Regions from separate parts of the Mus musculus genome. Here region 1 is linked to region 2. The links are chromatin contacts, found by POLR2A ChIA-PET in ENCODE. All regions are on one chromosome and are shown on one strand. Each heading gives the region's core, a stretch centred on a gene start or an enhancer-like site at or near the end of the contact. The rest is flanking DNA. Distances are from core to core; before and after follow the strand shown. Region 1 holds the start of Polr3d (polymerase (RNA) III (DNA directed) polypeptide D). Region 2 holds the start of Ccar2 (cell cycle activator and apoptosis regulator 2).

What was found. ChIA-PET counts read pairs that join two places held with the same protein, here RNA polymerase II (POLR2A).
Region 1: POLR2A ChIA-PET joins it to region 2 with 12 read pairs in Patski. The contact joins the promoter of Polr3d here to the promoter of Ccar2 in region 2. POLR2A ChIA-PET finds 5 or more read pairs at or near these places in 2 of 5 experiments (Patski and embryonic stem cell).

The regions. Positions count from the first base shown.
Region 1 is chr14:70,439,786-70,445,346 of GRCm38, reverse strand. It overlaps Polr3d (polymerase (RNA) III (DNA directed) polypeptide D), which reads left to right and starts at 1,876. Exons shown (of 9, transcript NM_025945.3): 1 at 1,876-2,014; 2 at 2,227-2,396; 3 at 2,952-2,995; 4 at 3,892-4,043; 5 at 4,186-4,310; 6 at 4,580-4,748; 7 at 5,068-5,333; 8 at 5,477-5,561. The coding sequence starts at 2,232. It overlaps Mir320 (microRNA 320), which reads right to left and starts at 1,837; the gene lies at 1,756-1,837.
Region 2 is chr14:70,151,328-70,156,906 of GRCm38, reverse strand. Ccar2 (cell cycle activator and apoptosis regulator 2) reads left to right here and starts at 3,116. Exons shown (of 21, transcript NM_146055.3): 1 at 3,116-3,280; 2 at 4,150-4,243; 3 at 4,443-4,534; 4 at 4,936-5,027; 5 at 5,232-5,346; 6 at 5,504-5,579. The coding sequence starts at 4,186. 9930012K11Rik (RIKEN cDNA 9930012K11 gene) reads left to right here. Exons shown (of 7, transcript NM_001112735.1): 3 at 108-248; 4 at 389-491; 5 at 631-746; 6 at 954-1,057; 7 at 1,631-2,502. The coding sequence ends at 1,739.

The DNA of each region.
Region 1 (5,561 bases), core at 627-3,126, 290 kb before region 2:
CTTGTCTCTACAGTGAGTTTCAGGTCAACTAGAGGTTTATAACAAGATGACTCCGTCTCTTCAAAAACAATCCAAGTCATATACCGTATGACTCCATCTTTAGAATACTTTTGAAATAACAACATTTTAGAAATGGAGAACAGATTAGTGTGGGGAGGAGTGGGAGGAAGAGAAGGCTCAGCAGTAAGGGAGGCTGGCTGTATCTGAAAGGGCGGCTTCAGGGATTCCTGTCATGCTGAAATGTCTTGTACCATGACTGCAAAAATGTCAATATTCTGGTTTTGATATAAGTGCTAGATCTTACTATTGTGGAAAACAAAGTAAACAGAATTTGGGCTCTGCTGAATCATTATCATCATCATCACCATCAGTGTCTCACTTTGTAGTCCAAGCTGGTGTAAACTCAGAGACCTGCCTGCTTTTTCCTCCCAAGTACTGGGTTTACAGGCATGCACCAACATGCCTGGCTTGTCACATAATTTCCCCCCCCCCCTTTTTTTTTTTTAAATAACTGCATATGTATGACATCAAAATGAAGTTTACTTATTTACTATTTTCATTTTATTTATTTATTTTGGTTTTTCGAGACAGGGTTTCTCTGTGTAGCCCTGGCTGTCCTGGAACTCATTCTGTAGACCAGGCTGGCCTCAAACTCAGAAATCCACCTGCCTCTGCCTCCCAAGTGCTGGGATTAAAGGCGTGTGCCACCACTGCCCAGCAAAGTATACTTTTAATATGTACATTTTCTGAAACTCTTTCCTAGGGATATAATCTACAAGAAAGCAAAAAAGTTGGATGTATCAAATGTACACTAGCTATTTCTAACAACATACCTATTTAAAGTAAGTGCCCCATTAAGGAAACAAGTTACGATATATACATATAAATATGCACATATATATCCTCCCATTGGTCATTTGTCTCCGACAAAGAATACACTATTGTGTGGCACAATATTACAGTACATCAAAAATATTTTAATGCTAGCAGCCTATGGAATTCCAGCAGAAATAGGTTCCTTCCCTAGAATTACATAACCTTTTTATTTGTATTGGGGTCGCTGTAGTGTAACATTAAATGACTCCCCCCCCCCCAGATTAGATTGCAACCACACATTACAATAAAAAAATTTTTCAGCTGGGATTGGTGGTGTACATCTGTAATCCCTACAACTGAGGGATGAGTGAAGAGACTGGACTGCTGCAAATTCGAGGCCAGCCTGGTCTACTTAAGTTCCAGACTAGATAGGGTTACAGAGCAGGGTTGTCTTAAAAATACCCACACCTCCCAACCAAAAATCAAAAAACAAAAACCCTTCCAGTTGAAGAGCAAACTTCAGTTCCAAAGGCTTCCCAGATTTGACTAAGCAGTCATGGGCCCAGGTAGATGAGAAGAGCTATTGGCTGCTCTGTCCAAACTGCGTTAAGGGTGACACCCCAAGACCCCAGGGACCGGCAAGGGAAGGCGCACGCGAGCAAAGGGTCGAGCCCGAAGGTGCAATGACCACGCCAAGGTCAACGCAGGGAGGCTGCAGCCAGCCACGGCCTGAGGGCTCTAAGCTCCCTATGTCCGGAGCCCCATCCCGAGCGGCGACCCCACTGCTCCCAGAGGCTGCGCAGTGTGGACTCCACATACAGCAGGTAGGCGACCTTGGAGCCCCTCCACCTCCGACCCCGAGGACCGCACCTCTACTCCCTGCCAGGGGCCGAGACACGCCCCCACGAGTCACACCCCGGCACAGCTTACAGTCCACCTCCCACATCCTTTTTCGCCCTCTCAACCCAGCTTTTCCCGACTCCGGGAAGAACCGGGAAGAGAAGGCGGAGGGCGGCGAGGCACCGTCGGATAAATACTATGGTCAGGTCACGCCCCCTTGATGTCACTTCCGCCCCAGGGTAAGATGGCAGCGCCCGGTCCTTGCCACGCAGACTTCCGCCTTGCCCGGAGACCCGCGGCCCGTGGTTGCTCTAGTCGGAGGTGAGGTTGTGATACTCGGCGCAGAGCCTCCACGCAGGTGCGTCACGAAGTCCCCAGGGAAAGGGCAGGTGACGGAGTCCAAAGCTAGGGGTGGGGCGCTCCGGGAAGCCTCGCCACGTGGGACGGGGAGGAGCTGAGCTGCAGCGAGAGCGACGCACGGGCGGGGGGCGGGAGGCCACGTGGGTGCGGTTCCGCCCAGGGTCCTCGCGTCCAGCCCTTGGAGTCACTTTGTTGCCTACTTTCTTCTAGGAACCATGTCGGAAGGAAACGCGGCGGGCGAGCCCAGCAATCCTGGAGGGCCGCGACCCCTTCTCTCTGGGGGCCGGGGGCTGATCGGCCGGCGGCCCGCACCCCCGCTTACGCCCGGTCGCCTTCCCTCCATCCGCTCCCGGGACCTCACCCTTGGCGGAGTCAAGAAGGTACCTGCGAGCGCGTTTGTATAGAAACCCACCCAGGCCGTAGGGAGGCGACTCGTGATGTTCATTCATGTGCTGCCTTGGGCCCCTGGTGGGATGTCAGCCTTTAGAGAGACCTGCAAACCTAGGTGCTGGTACAGGACACTGACAGGGTCTCCTAGGCAATTAAAAGACAGTGAATCTAGTTGATTCAAGACATCCGGAAGTGCTTATTATGTTCTGGGCTCCTTACAAAATCCCTTGAAAGCCAGACAAAATTGCTTTACTTGCAATTTCGAGTGTTCATAACTCTGTGGATGTCAGTATTGAAAACTAATAATCTAGTAAGTGATGAATCTTAGGCATGCCGGTAACTGCTCTTTGTCCCCTCCTGTTATGTGTGTAACAGTAGATGTAACTGTACCGAGTAGCTCTGAAAAGGAATAGCAAACACAGGATAAAGCATTTTAGCTTTGCCTTGGGGGCTACTGGTGATAGTCTACCTGTCTCTCTAAGCCATCCCAGGACTGTTGGTCAGTTGAGCACATCGAAAATACAGTACTGTGTTTTACTTTTCAGAAAACCTTCACCCCAAATATCATCAGTCGGAAGATCAAAGAAGAGTAAGTAATGAATGAACAGTACTCACCCCGGTTAGCTCTGAATTTGGGGACGTAATTAGGTTGTGTGGCCTAGAGATTTTAACTTACGCTATTAGCTTATTCACCAGTGGTTCTCATCCTTCAATCCTGGGTTATATAGGGGCATGTTTCTTTTTGAGACAGTGCCTCGCTACATGGCCTTGCATGTCCTGGAACTCACTTATGTAGGTTGCTGGCCTAGAACTCCCAGAGATGTGCTTGCCTCTCAGACCTGTGTCCTGAGTGCTGGGATTAAGATGTACACCTCCACGCTTAGCTCCAGGGCACTTTGCATTAGAGGGTCTTTTTGGTTTTTGTTTTGTTTTGTTTTTTTTCTGTAATAAATAGCTGAGATAATTGGCTTACAGAGAGGGACATTTTGTTTTGGAGATTTTAGTCCACGATCAATCAGGTGGTTCTTGCTTTTGGGTTCATGGTATGGCAATGAATGCAGTCGGAATACCCAAGGGAAGAAAGAAATTAAGGAGAGGAAAGGGCTGAGTTTCTATTCTCCTTTAGGAGCTGGGTAACCACCCAGTAGGCTCCATCTCTTATAGTTTCAGCTACCTTCTGTTTCTGCCGAGGTGGGGCTGAACTCTCCAACTTTGCCTTAAGGTCCTCTGCTCTCCAGCCTTTCTACTTTTAGAGGGTTAAAAAACCAACAAACAAAACAAAAGGCCCACATTTTGACAAGACGGTAAAGTAGAAGGAAATTAAAGGCCGTGCTTTATGGGAGATGTCAAAGGTATAGCGAAGGGTTGGGTGCCGATTCTCGTAGTGTACTTACTGGCTCACAAGCTCTGCTCAGCGGGCTGAAAGGGGCAAGCGAGGAGGCTCCATTTCCTGAGGCAGACCCTTTTGTCTGTCCTCATTCCCAGGCCAAAAGAAGAAGTGACTATGAAGAAGGAAAAGCGTGAACGGGACAGGGACCGCCAGCGTGAGGGTCACGGACGGGGACGTGGCCGCCCGGAAGTGATCCAGTCCCATTCTATCTTCGAGCAGGGTCCGGCAGAAATGATGAAAAAAAAAGGTACCAGGAAGGGACCTGGTCTGGGTTGCAGTTCAGACTGCCTGAGAAGGCAGAGCGTGGGAGTCTCCATTCCAAGTTGGGCTCTCCTCGCTGTGGGCAGTCTTCCTTATTGAACCCTAGTGGACAGCATGATTTCCCGCAGGGAACTGGGATAAGACCGTGGACATGTCCGACATGGGACCTTCTCATATCATCAACATCAAAAAAGAGAAGAGAGAAACAGACGAAGAGACCAAGCAGATCCTGCGCATGCTGGAGAAGGATGACGTAGGTGCCAGGAGCCTGGGGGACAGGTTCTTTTGTAGCTGCTAAAGAGGGTTTTGAGGGAGCCAGGCCAGGGACATGTTCAAGCTTTTGGTTACAGGAGCACTAAAGAGGGGCTGGGGGTGCAGCTCAGTGGAGAGCGAGCTTGCCTCTGTGTGAGACGTACACATATGCAAAGAAAAGAGAGAGACACAAGTCCCGAAACGGGCTGTGATGTAAGCACACGTGCTGACATTTCATGTGACCCCCCCCCCCCTCCAACTCTTTGGCAGTTCATCGATGACCCGGGGCTAAAGAATGACACACGGAACATGCCAGTGCAGCTGCCTCTGGCTCATTCAGGGTGGCTTTTTAAGGAGGAGAGTGAAGAGCCAGAGGCTAAGCCTTTTTCGGCTGGCCCCAAGGAAGAAGATATGGAGGTGGACGTGCCTGCCGTCAAAGGTAACGTGCATGCGTGCGTCAGCTGACTTCCCTTCTTCCCTAGCTCTCCCAGAAGCCCTCAGCAGTGTCTCCTTCCCCTTCCCACTCAAAAGTACAGGCACGGAATCAAGACATAAGTTTCTGCCTCAGACCGCACGTCTGTGTGCCAGTATGCCCGGCCTCAGAGAAGGCACTCTTGAATTTCTTTGCTGTTCCTCTACGTAACTTCTGGCTCAGCAACAGCGGAGCCCACGGATATGAAGGCTTGGGAATAGAGAATTGGCTTAGTGGGTAGGGCTACTTATATTTGCTGTTGTTTGCTCTTTCTCACTTTGGGCAGTGAAAGAGGAGCCACGAGATGAGGAAGAGGAAGCCAAGGTGAAAGCCCCTCCAAGAGCAGCCCGGAAGACTCCTGGCCTCCCAAAGGACGTGTCGGTGGCCGAGCTGCTCAGAGAGCTGAGCCTCATGAAGGATGAGGAGCTCCTGTTCCTTCAGCTGCCTGACACCCTCCCCGGGCAGCCACCCACTCAGGACATCAAGCCTGTCAAGACAGAGGTGCAGGGCGAGGATGGACAGATGGTAGTCATAAAGCAGGAAAAAGACCGGGTATGCTCAAGAGCGAGGTCTGGGGAAATTCTAGGCCGATAGCTCCAGGATTTCTGCCGCTGCTGCAGTTCTTCCTGGGAAACAGAAATGGATTCATTCATGAAAGCTGTTGCCTAGTAACCACCTGTGGCTTCTCTCCACAGGAAGCCAGGCTAGCAGAGAATGCTTGTACCTTGGCTGACCTGACAGAGGGTCAAGTGGGCAAACTGCTCATCCGTAAGTCAGGGA
Region 2 (5,579 bases), core at 1,867-4,366:
TTGGCTTGTCTGCTGTGTTCCATTTTGTTGGCTCAGTGCAGCCTGACTACCCAGAATGGGAGTTTTGGCTGACTCTGAAGGTCTTCCTACCTTAACGTGTCCCACAGGTTGGTAATATGGAGTCTGCAGCCTGTACCTGCCTTCCAGGTCAGGGCTTGCGCTATCTGGAACACCTGTGCCTTGTGCTGGAGCAGATGGTGAGGCTCCAGCAGCTGTACCTGCAGCTGCAGACCCAGAGACCCTCTAGGGTGAGTGATGTACAGGTGCAGGTGGCCAGGTCAGTTAGGGAGGAAAGTGGGGGGAGGGTGGGACCCCTGGAGCATGAATGCCTTCTGAACAGCCTCAGCTTTCGAGTGAGTCTCTGCTTGTTCCATCTTGCCTGCCTCAGGATCCTGAGGAGGAAGTATTGGCTCCAGCTCTTTCATCATCACATATCCCAGACAATAGGGTCCAGGAGCACAGAGAGGAGCTAAGCCAGACAAAGGACCCAGGTAAGGGGCAACTGTGTCTTCCTCTGCATTCTGCTGCCTATGTGCCTGCCCAGGGTCCCATCAGCAGACCCCTAAACCGTAGCTTAGTGGGGCTGCTTCCTGCTTGTTTCTGGCCCCAGATGATGTAGTTCTCTTTCAGAAGGTGCAGAGGCAGCTTCACTTCCAGAAGTGGGGGTGCTTGTCACCAGCCCCTCTAGGCTGCCAGAGGCCTTGCTGGAACCAACCCACATCCTTCCACCCTCCCAGGAACCCAAGGTAGTGATGGATATATGTGGAGCAGGTAGTAGAATGGTGCAGGGTGGGGGAACATGGGAATGTGTAAGTGCAATGACAGGGAAATGACAGGATTGCTGTTTGGAGCAGGTGATTTGCTTGGGCAGTGAAGTTCCTGGTAGCTTCATTAGGGATGTATAGTATATAGATGTACTATAATAAGATGAGCCCTTATTCTCTGTTCAGCAGGATCTCTCCCACTGGGATAAGGTCAAAGTTCTGCTCAATCGGCTCCGTTGGAGGAGCCCTCGACTTCCTGAGCCTCCTGTTCCCCCTGATGGTTCTGGATCCAGGTGAGTCTTGTGCCTGATTTAGATTTAGGCAGTGGGGAGAGACTGCTGGGCGAGGATGTTGGTAGTGTCCTGTCTTGTAGTTAAGATGCCCCATTTGGCCGGGCTTGGTGGCGCACGCCTTTAATCCCAGCACTCAGGAGGCAGAGGCAGGCAGATTTCTGAGTTCGAGGCCAGCCTGGTCTACAGAGTGAGTTCCAGGGCAGCCAGGGCTACACAGAGAAACCCTGACTTGAAAAAAAACAAAACAAAACAAAACAACCCCCCCAAAAAAAACCCAACTAAACAAAAATATGCCCTATTTGTTGGTGAAGAGACAGAAGATGACATGAGATTGGGAACAGTGGCTTTCCCGAAGCCACTACCAGATTGTGGGCGGCATGTTCATCCTCACGTGTCAAGCCCTCACTCCTTACCACTGAAATTTAGGGGCTGGTAAGGTAGACACACAGGCAAAGTATTTTACTGTAGGTGAAGTCTGTCTGTCATGGTTGGCAGCTTCTCCTCAGGAGGTATGCAAAGCTTCTTGTCTGTTTTCTTTCTCTTCTTGTCTAACTTTCCTTTGCTTTTCTATAGGATGGAGTTTAGAAACCTCTCTGACAGGACTCCGTGCCATTCCCAACGGAAGACCTTTATACCAGCATTGGTGGTTAAGAAGCCACGAGCAAAAAATCTTTCTGTATGACCTCTTGGTGTACCTGGTGACCTTGGGAAGAAGTCCCTCACATTTTGGCTTACTGCTGCTTCTCTGCACTGCCAAGAAAAGCTATTGGTGCTTGCTCCTCTTCAAGGTGAAGGCCAAATCCATCTCTAAGCATCGAAGCAAGGAGCCCTGGATCCCCAAGAGGTTCCTGAGTGCAGTTCCAGCACTCTTCCAGGGCTCTTCCTCCTCATCAGAAATCTCTGGGCTTAGGCAATGTGAATTGACTTATTTATCAGGTGCTCATAGAGCATGTTTAGTATGGGAGTGTGTCAGCATGTTGCAGATGTAAGTTTATGCAATCTTTGTTGGACTTCCGTCTGCCCCATCTGATGGAATCATTCGTCCAAAGGGTTGGTGTTTGGGGTGTCACTGGAAGGATGGCACCGATCTTCATTCCACAATGAACAGTTACTAATGTGGACTTCTAATGTCTTCCTCATACCTGAGACGGCAGCCCTAGGACCAAGAACAACATTGCCTTGGGTACCTTTGTAGTGAGTCACGGCTCTGGAGTACAGCCCCTGAAGGCTGAATGAGGGATGGGGGGAAGGTCAAGAACATTGAGAGGAACAACACATAACTTGCAAGGTCAACTCTAAGATGCTGTGTTCTATCCTGGAGTTTAACCATAGCGAAGTCTCTTAATTTCTGAGCCACAGCTTCCTACTTGGGACCATGATACCCACCTTACCTACCTCATAAGCTTGTTAGGAGGATGAAGTAACATTAAACATTCTCAATGTGTGCTGTGACTGTTAAATGACCTGGGAAGGGTGTGATGCTGGAGGCAAACAGGAGTGGGGAGATGGGAGGCCAGAAGTTAAAGGAAGGTGTGTGTGTGTTCACTGTTAATAGTTGTGAAAATAGCCACATTTCTGGCAAGATTTTGGATAGAGCCACTTCATTAAGATCGTGTACGTTTCATATTTGAGAGTCTGGGTATAGATTTCGGATATGCTTACCCCTTGCTGATGGTGCAGTCAAGAAAAGGACAGGAATAGGGATGGGGGTGGGGTGGGGTGGTCATTGGCTTTAGTCAGAAGACTATCCCCTGGAAATGGACCCCCAGTAGGCACGCTCCTCCTCTAGCCAATGGAGGCCCTGCTTCTTTTGTTGCTGTAGTCTTGGGGGTTAGTAGAGCACAGCAGGGTGTGTAAGTGGTAGTCCCCTTCCTTGTGTTTGTGGGAGTGGGTCCAGTTCCAGTCATTTTGAGACCTGGAACCAATGGTTCGAGCTTACTTTTCTGATGGGACACTTGAGAGAGGACACCACCGAGCTCGGCTTCCGAAGGCATTATCGGATCTGGGAAGGCGCACTTCCGTTCCACAGTTGGAGCGGGATGGCAGGCTGGTGTGGGGGAAGGGAGAGGTCGATGGAGAAGAGGGAGGTACCATATCCGGGAGAGTGGCAGCTTCCGACCAGTGGTCTCTCTTCCGGAGAGGCGTTTCCGGTGGTGGTGGCAGCGGCGGCTGCGGTGGTTCCGGGTGTCTTTGTCCCCCTGGTGTCGTGGCCCTGGCCCGCAGGTGGGTTGGGGGCCTCCTGCTGCGCCCCCGCCTCTCCGTCTCTCTCGGGTGGCGAGGCTGCGGGGTCCGAACGGCGAAGATGCGCCAGTCGCGGAAAGAGCCGAGCCCCTCTGGACTGCAAGCTCCGTCGCCCTGGCAACGGCCTCGGCCCTGGGGGCGGGCGGGAGGAGGAGAAACCTCGCGCCGTGAACCTCCCACGGTGGCTTCTCGGTGGCCCGGCCCGGAAAGCTCTGCGCAGGCGGCTGCGGAGGCCGGAGCCTAGGGTCGGGACCTAGGAGGAGGGAGCGGCGTGCAGGCCGCTTGGCGAGGGCCGGCTGGACAGCTCCCTTCCCACCAGCGGGTCCTAAAGACGCCTGGCGGGCTTCCGGGGAGAGGGCCCGCATCACCAACCCGCTACTCGCACCTTTTATTTTTATTTTTTGCCCCGGCCCTGCGTGGAGTGTTCTGGCGGATGTTTTTGAATGAATGAATGTCACCGGAGCTCTTCCAGCCCCTCACTCCTCCAGCTTCTCTAAGGGGTGCCAGTGACATAGTGAAAGGAGTGCTAAGTTGTTGGGAGACCTGGGTGTGAGTCCCACTCTGTCACTACCTGGTTTTGTGGCCTTGGGCAAGTCTCCGGATCTCAAAGCTCCAGTTTCCTTGTCTGTAAACCAGCATGTCACTAGCACCCACCACTAGGTTATTGTGAGAACAAACTGGAGTAACGTTACTACCAATTTCATCTCCTCTACATCCTCTCCATTCTTCCATTTTAGGACCCACCTCTTCACCTTAAAAGCTTTACTTAAGATTTTCTATCCCCCCTCCCCCTCCCCAATAGATGGAAGTTTTCCATTGGAGCTGCTAACTTCTTTCTGTTTTGATTGAAGGTTTCCCCCCAAGACCTTGAAAGGACAGTATTCCAAATGTCCCAGTTTAAGCGGCAGAGGATCAACCCACTTCCAGGGGGACGCAACTTCTCAGGTGCTTAACTCCTTACTGGTTACACTCAGAACATGCTCGAGACTCAGTTTCAAAAACTATGGCTCTTGGGTGTTTTTCTGAATGTCTGAGTAGCTGATTGGAGCCACCTAGACCTCTGGGTTTATAAGATCCTCTGGCTATCTTCTAGTGCTTCGGGTAGTAGGTGCAATTCCTGGAGATTGCTTCTCTGTCCCCATAGGCGCAGCTTCAACATCTCTTTTGGGCCCTCCCCCTGGTCTACTTACTCCTCCTGTGGCCACAGACCTGTCCCAAAATGCCAGGCACCTTCAGGTATGTTGGGTGCTCTTTCTAGCGAGTTTCCCTTTGGGGCGACCCTAGTATGTTTGGATGCCTGCTGTGTGTTGTTTCTTGTGTTACAATGGTTTTTTGTTTGGTTGGTTGGTTTGGTTTTGTCCTGGTAGTAGGCCAGTGTTGGGGAACGCAGACAACTCTTAGGTTGGGGAATCTTGAATACCTGGCTCCAGAGAGGTCTTGGTGCGGTTTGGATGAAGTCAAGTATTAGCGTCTGTCCTCTTCACAGATAGGCTGTGTGCCCACTGGTTTTCTTCCCATGTGAATTTTCCTGTAATACCACGAGCCGAGTCCCTGTGGCTAGAGATGAGGCCCTAGTGACATAGCATGATTTTGTTCAGGTCACTTCCTGTTGCTTTTGACCTATCCTTCTCTTGCAGAGTGGGGAAAAGCAGCGAGTCTTCACAGGCATTGTTACCAGCTTGCATGACTACTTTGGGGTGGTAGATGAAGAAGTCTTTTTTCAGCTAAGGTAGGCTTGAGGCTAGTCTGTTCTCGGAAAGGTTGTTGCATTTAGTTCTGTCTCTGTGCTGGTGGGCCCCCTCTTTAAAGCCATTGCTTTGCTATCTTACTGCACGGTATGAGAAATTTTGATGGAGAAGGTCTTCCTGGGGGCAGTCAGAATAACTTGTCCAGGGTGCCTCCTGATGGGGCCTCCTGGTTTGTGTGCTGGCAGTGTGGTGAAGGGTCGACTGCCCCAGCTGGGGGAGAAGGTGCTGGTGAAGGCCGCATACAACCCAGGCCAGGCCGTGCCCTGGAATGCTGTCAAGGTGCAGACGCTCTCCAACCAGGTATTTTTCTTAGCATGTCCTCTGCAATGGGGAGGAGAGGAGGAAGTCTTGTGGTCTGACTTTTGGGCACAATCCTTTTTGTTGAGGAGGTGGGATAGATGTCTCTTCATGGTATCAACCTGGGGATCCCCTAAACTTGCCGGCTATTTTCCTCTAGCCCTTACTGAAGTCTCCAGCGCCTCCCCTTCTGCACGTGGCAGCTCTGGGCCAGAAGCAAGGGATCCTGGGAGCTC